2 separate regions of the Homo sapiens genome follow, and region 1 is linked to region 2. Evidence: read pairs that join two places in POLR2A ChIA-PET (ENCODE). Cell type or tissue: B cell. All regions are shown on one strand. Each heading gives the region's core, and the rest is flanking DNA. Links, peaks and the distances in the headings are about the cores only.

What was found. ChIA-PET counts read pairs that join two places held together with the same protein. Peaks named below come from ENCODE experiments on the same cell type or tissue, not always from the same donor. Only the 100,000 strongest peaks of a DNase experiment are listed, where the experiment ranks them.
Region 1: POLR2A ChIA-PET joins it to region 2 with 12 read pairs; 2 of 35 experiments call an interaction of 5 or more read pairs at or near these places.

Annotation. Positions count from the first base shown.
Region 1 is chr6:31,461,784-31,464,691 of GRCh38, reverse strand. It overlaps HCP5 (HLA complex P5), which reads right to left and starts at 1,512. Exons shown (of 2, transcript NR_040662.1): 1 at 1,413-1,512; 2 at 1-1,321. It also overlaps the pseudogene HLA-X. RefSeq lists enhancers at 1,446-1,740, 1,018-2,217. In B cell, for the core only: no CTCF peak of the experiment used is centred there; a DNase peak (open chromatin) is centred at 1,601; H3K4me3 peaks cover 2,226 bases; H3K27ac peaks cover 2,386 bases.
Region 2 is chr6:30,902,266-30,905,173 of GRCh38, reverse strand. No RefSeq gene overlaps it. Among named protein-coding and RNA genes, the nearest start is that of GTF2H4, 4.5 kb to the left of the region's middle. In B cell, for the core only: no CTCF peak of the experiment used is centred there; DNase peaks (open chromatin) are centred at 1,733 and 2,260; H3K4me3 peaks cover 324 bases; H3K27ac peaks cover 686 bases.

The DNA of each region.
Region 1 (2,908 bases), core at 297-2,796, 560 kb before region 2:
TGAACCCAATGATCTTCCCTGGTAGGGCTCTATTTCTTTAGGTGACCAACCAGACCCTAAGTGAGGAGTTGACTACATTGCACTCCTTCCATCCTGGAAGGGCCAGAGGTTCATCTTCACAGGGATAGGCACCTATTCCATAGGTGGGTTTTCCTGTCCTGCTCTCAGACCCTCAGCCAGCACCACTCTCTGGGGGCTGTTGATATTCCTGATCCACAGGCTTGGCACTGCTCTCCGTGCAGTATCTTCGTGGGGGACCCACTTGACAGCGAAGGAGGTGCAGTGTGGCCATGCTGTGGGACCCACTGGTCCTATCACCATCTGCACCAACCAAGGGCTGCTGGCCATAAAGAATGTTGAAAAGAGCTTCTATAGGCACAGCTCAACGCCAGCTTGCAGGAAGCACTCTGCGGGTGGGAGGGTGCCATCTTTCAGGACATGGTGCATTTTAAAAATCAAAGACATCTCTACAGTTCTGTAATCTCAGTAGGAAGAACACGTGGGTCCAGATACCAAGGGGTGGAAGTGGATGTGGCTCCATATCCCATTCCTTCAACTCACCTGTCGTGGGATTTTGCACTTCTCTCCCAAAACCACACTCTGCAGGGTAGAAGGTCCTGGATTCTAAAGGAGGGTACCCTTAAAAGGGGACAAATGAGTGCCCATTGAACTACACATTACAGCTGCCACAGGGGAATTGGACAGTATGTGTCCAGAGACCAGCGGGTGAGAAGAGGAGTCCCCTCCTCTCCAGGCACAGGTAATAGATCCTGATCCCCAGGAGGAGGCATGGCTGCTGTCACACAATGAGGGTAGGAGGAGTTCGTGTGGAACCCAGGGATCCCCTTGGGGGCCTCCTGGTTCCCCTTGTCCCATTGTAAGTGTGAGGAGAATCGTCCAGCCACCCAACCTGAGAGGGTTTGATTTCCAAGAGCCCAGACCCCTCAGGAAGGAAGATTTCAGTCGCATTTCCAGGTAATTTCCCAAGGCCTCGTTCCTGTGCTCTGACATCCTCAGCAGCATTGGTGCAGAGGCCCTACTTCTCTCAGGCTGTTCCCAGCGGGTGATGGGTCACACCAGGGACACCAAAGCAGGACCATTCCTGGGACACAGAGGACTCCTTTGATGGCCAATAGTGGCTGGAGGACTCTTCCACGGCCTTGATCAACTCTCCTTAGATTACCTGTGTTCTAGAATGCATCCAAAACACCTTCTCTCCTTCTGCCCATCACTTGGGGGCACACTTGCATCTCAGTCTATTGCCTTTTCCAGAGTTGTAATGTAAAAATGAGATCATTTCTGCCTTGATTGTAATTGTAATCTGTAATTAAATATATGTGCAGATTTACTCCTCCGGGCGGGCCCCTCGCTCCTTCCCGCAGAGGCTTTTTCCCTCCCGACCCCGCACTCACCTGCCCAGGTCTGGATCAGGGCCACGGCTCCCGAGAACAGCAGGAGGAGGGTTCGGGACTCCATGACCCGCAACCTTGGCGTCTGGGGAGAATCTGAGTCCCGGTGGGCCGGCGAGGACTTTAGAACCAGGAACCGCGGCGACACTGATTGGCTGATCTAGGAACCCAACACCCAATGGAAGTGAGAACTGAGGCCGCATCATGAGTATCCAGGTAAAAGGACCTGACACAGGTTGGGAAAGGTGGAAGAGAGAGAGCGGAGCTCGGGAAACCCCAAAGCTGAGCCGGCCCATCCCAGGCACCGCCCTCGGGGCCTGAAGCCCAGAGAGCCAAGCTCCGGGCCCTGGGACTTGGCTCTTACCCCCTTCTTTTATATCAAACGCTCTGTCTCAATGTCTCCCCGAATCTTGGCCCCGGAGCTGTCTGAGAAACCAGAGAAAAACCCTCAGCATGGGCTCAGTCCCTCTCCCTTCACTTTTCATCCCAGAATCCCCCTCCCTGAACTGGACTTCCTGCCTCCCATTCCTTGCCTGTCCCCCTGGACTCTTCTAGAAGAGAGCTCACCCAGGCAGCTTGATGCCACAGAGTGAGCTTCTCCTGGGAATGGAGGGAAAGACGGGGGTTGTTTTTTCTTTAAATCTGAAAAAGTTGTGCACCTGGGGATTTATGTGGTCTTTTGTCTTTGCAGGTATTTGTTTAGAAACAAAAGAAAGGCAGTTTTTCCATGACTCAGATTAATCTGGAGCAAATCCCTGGAACACTGATCAGCAGTCCCCTTTGACCCCTGCAGCAGTCTTGGGCACTGTGACTTTTTCTCTCAGGCCTTGTTCTCTGACTCATACTCAGTGTGTGTGGGGGTCTGATTCCAGCTCTTCTGAGTCCCTCGGTCTCCACTCAGGTCAGGACCAGAAGTCACTGTTCCTCCCTCAGATACTGGAACTTTCCAAGGAATAGGAGATTATCCCAGGTGCCTGTGTCCAGGCTGGTGTCTGGGTTCTGTGCTCCCTTCCCCACCTCAGGTGTCCTGTCCATTCTCAGGATGGTCACGTGAGTGCTGCTGGAGTGTCCCATGAGGAGTGCAAAGTGCCTGAATTTTCTGATTCTACATTTTTATTTGCCCCAGAGAAAGAATCCACAGTCCACCCTAGGTCCCTCCTAGAAACAAGGGTGTCTGCCTTACAGAAAGATATAAGCGCAGAAGCCTCTGTCTCTATGGAGATGAGGTGTGCCGTCCTCCCAGCACGTGGACATGCGGATGTGCTCACCAACTGGGAAGTTCTCCAAAACTCACTGTCTAGAGGTGTCTATGGAAGTTTCATTGTGTAGGCAAGATTGGTGAAATCATTGGCCATTGATGACTGAGCTCAACTTCCAGCCCCCTTTTCTTCCCCAGAGGATGGGGATGGCAGTGAAAGTTCCAATCCTCTAATCACAGCTGGTGTTTCTGGCAAGCAGCCTCCATCCTGAAACTATCTAGGAGCCCCTCACCCCATAGT
Region 2 (2,908 bases), core at 296-2,795:
AAATATATAGGCCAGGCGCCATGGCTCACACCTGTAATGCCAGCACTTTGGGAGGTCAAGGTGGGTGGATCACCTGAGGTCAGGAGTTCCAGACTAGCCTGGTCAACATTTTAGTAGAAACCTTGTCTCTACTAAAAACACAAAAATTAGCTGGCATGGTGACGGGCGCCTGTAATCCCAGCTACTTGGGAGGCTGAGGCAGGAGAATCACTTGAACCCGGGAGGCAGAGGTTGCAGTGAGCTGAGACCACACCATTGCACTCCAGCCTGGGCAAGAGTGAAACTCCATCTCAAAATAAATAAATAAATAAAAATAAAAATAAATAAATCGGCCGGAGGCAGTGGCTCACACCTATAATCTCAACACTTTGGGAGGCCGAGGCGGGTGGATCACTTGAGGTCAGAAGTTCGAGACTAGCCTGAGCGGGTGAAACCCCGTCTCTACTGAAAATACAAAAATTAGCCAGACATGGTGGCGGGCGCCTGTAATCCCAGCTACTTGGGAGGCTGAGGCAGGAGAATCACTTGAACCCAGTAGGCTGAGGTTGCAGTAAGCCGAGATCACACCACTGCACTCCAGCCTGGGCAACAGAGCAAGACTCTATCTCAAAATAAATACATAAATAAAATTAAAATATAAAAGTTCAGCAAAAAAGAAATTAAGGATTGACAACCTCAATGTTGACCAGGGTATAGGAGCATACTCATACACTTTTGCTGAAAATTGAGGCCGGGTCCAGTAGCTCATGCCTGTAATCTCAGCACTTTGAAGGGAGGCCAAGCCAGGCAGATCACTTGAGCCCCGAAGTTTGAGACCAGCCTGGGCAACATGGTGAAACCCTGTCTCTACAAAAAATAAAAAAATTAGCTGGGCATGAGGGTGCATGCCTGTAGGCCCAGCTACTTGAGAGGCTGAGGCAGGAGGGTTGTTTGAGCCCTGGAGGTGGAGGTTGCAGTGAGCTGAGATCACACCATTGCACTCCAGACTGGGCAACAAAATGAGAGTCTGTCTCAAATTAAAAAAAAAAAAAAAAAAAAAAAAAAAAAAAAAAAATTGAAATAGGCACACCTCTTTTGGAGGGGGTGAGGGGACAGAGTCTTACAGTGTCACCCAGGTCAAATGCAGTGGCACAATCTTGGCTCACTGCAATCTCTGTCTCCCAGATTCAAGCGATTCTTGTGCCTCAGCCTTCCGAGTAGTTGGGATTACAGGCGTGAACCACCATGCCTGGCTAATTTTTTTTTGTATTTTTAGTACAGACAGGGTTTCACCGTGTTGGCCAGCATGTTAGTGGGCATGGTAGTTCAAAAAAGAAAATTCCTGTGATAGGGAGCTCATGACCTCCTCCTCTCAGGCAGCATCCTGGAGAGAAAGAACAGAGAGCCAGGGCCAGGCGTGGTGGCTCACACCTGTAATCCCAGCACTTTGGGAGACCGAGGAGGGTGGATCAAGACATCAGGAGTTCAAGACCAGCCTGGCCAACATGGTGAAACCCAGTCTCTACTAAAAATACAAAAATTAGCCGGGCATGGTGGCAGGTGCCTGTAATCCCAGCTACTCAGGAGGCTGAGGCAGGAGAATCGCTTCAACCCAGAAGGCGGAGGTTGCAGTGAGCGGAGATAGTGCCACTGAACTCCAGCCTGGGTGACAGAGCAAGACTTTGTCTCAAAAAAAAAAAAAAAAAAAAAAAGGAACAGAGAGCCAGGAGCCCACAGACCCACTTCCCACAGGCTTTACTGTTGACTGACTGCTACTTTGGGCAAGCTGCTTAACCTAACAGAATTTTCTTCTCTGTGCAAAGTAATTTTAACTACTTCATATATTGTTGTATTAAGTAAGATATAATATGTCGTAATTTCAATACCTGGTATATAGTGGGTGCTCAGTAATATATTATCATCATTATTGTAACTTTCACTTATTAATCCTAGTTCTAGTTCTGTAACTACATAGAATCTATGTTAGTCTATCAGATATTTGCTACAATTCTTTCTTTCAACCAATATTGAGCCCTGTGTTCCAAGATTTTGCCCTTGTGCAACTTATAGTTTGGTGGGAGGGGCAGGTATAAAAAGATATGTAAAATTACACACGTAGTAAGTGCCACAAAGAAGAGATTCATGTCCTCTGAGATTATCAGTAGGGAATTTGACCTGGTTGGGGAAGTCAGGAAAGACTGCTGAAGGACAAGCAGGAGTTAATAAGGCACAGACTGCAGGGAACATTGTTCCAGGTGAGGGAACAGCATGCCACGAAGGCCACGTGGCAGGAAGTACTGTGGCCCATTGGGTGAATCTGAAAGAAGGCCAGTGGCCCACAGAGGAAAGCAAGCGGGTGGGGGAGGACGCTGGAGAGGTATGTGGGGGCCAACCTTGGCCAGAAGGATTTTGTTCTTCATTTTAAGATTAATGAAAAGTCACTGCTGGATTTGAAATGAAGGATTAGGGTCAGATTTGTGTGTTTTAAAGATAACTGTGGTTGCAGGGTGGAAAACAACCCAGAGAGGAGCAGAGGCAGATCTGGGTGACAGCTGGGAGACCACTGCAGGAGTCCAGGCAAGATGGAGGCAGCATGTGCCAGGAGGGCGATGGAGACAGAGATGACAAGTTCCAGGGAGATTTGGGAGGCAAAATCAACAGCGTTTTGTGCTGGACTGGACTTGAGAGGTGGAAGGTAAGGGAGAAGGAGCTCGGGGATGCCACCTTGTGCGGCTTGTGCAGCTAAGTGGATGATGCTGCCATTCACTGAGTCAGTAGACTGTGGAGGAGAAGCAGGTTTGGACAAGCAGGGCCTGACTTTTAAATTAACTGCAGGTGGGGCTGGGCACGGTGGCTCACGCCTGTAATCCCAGCACCTTGGGAGGCCAAGGTGGGCGGATCACGAGGTCAGGAGTTTGAGACCAGCCTG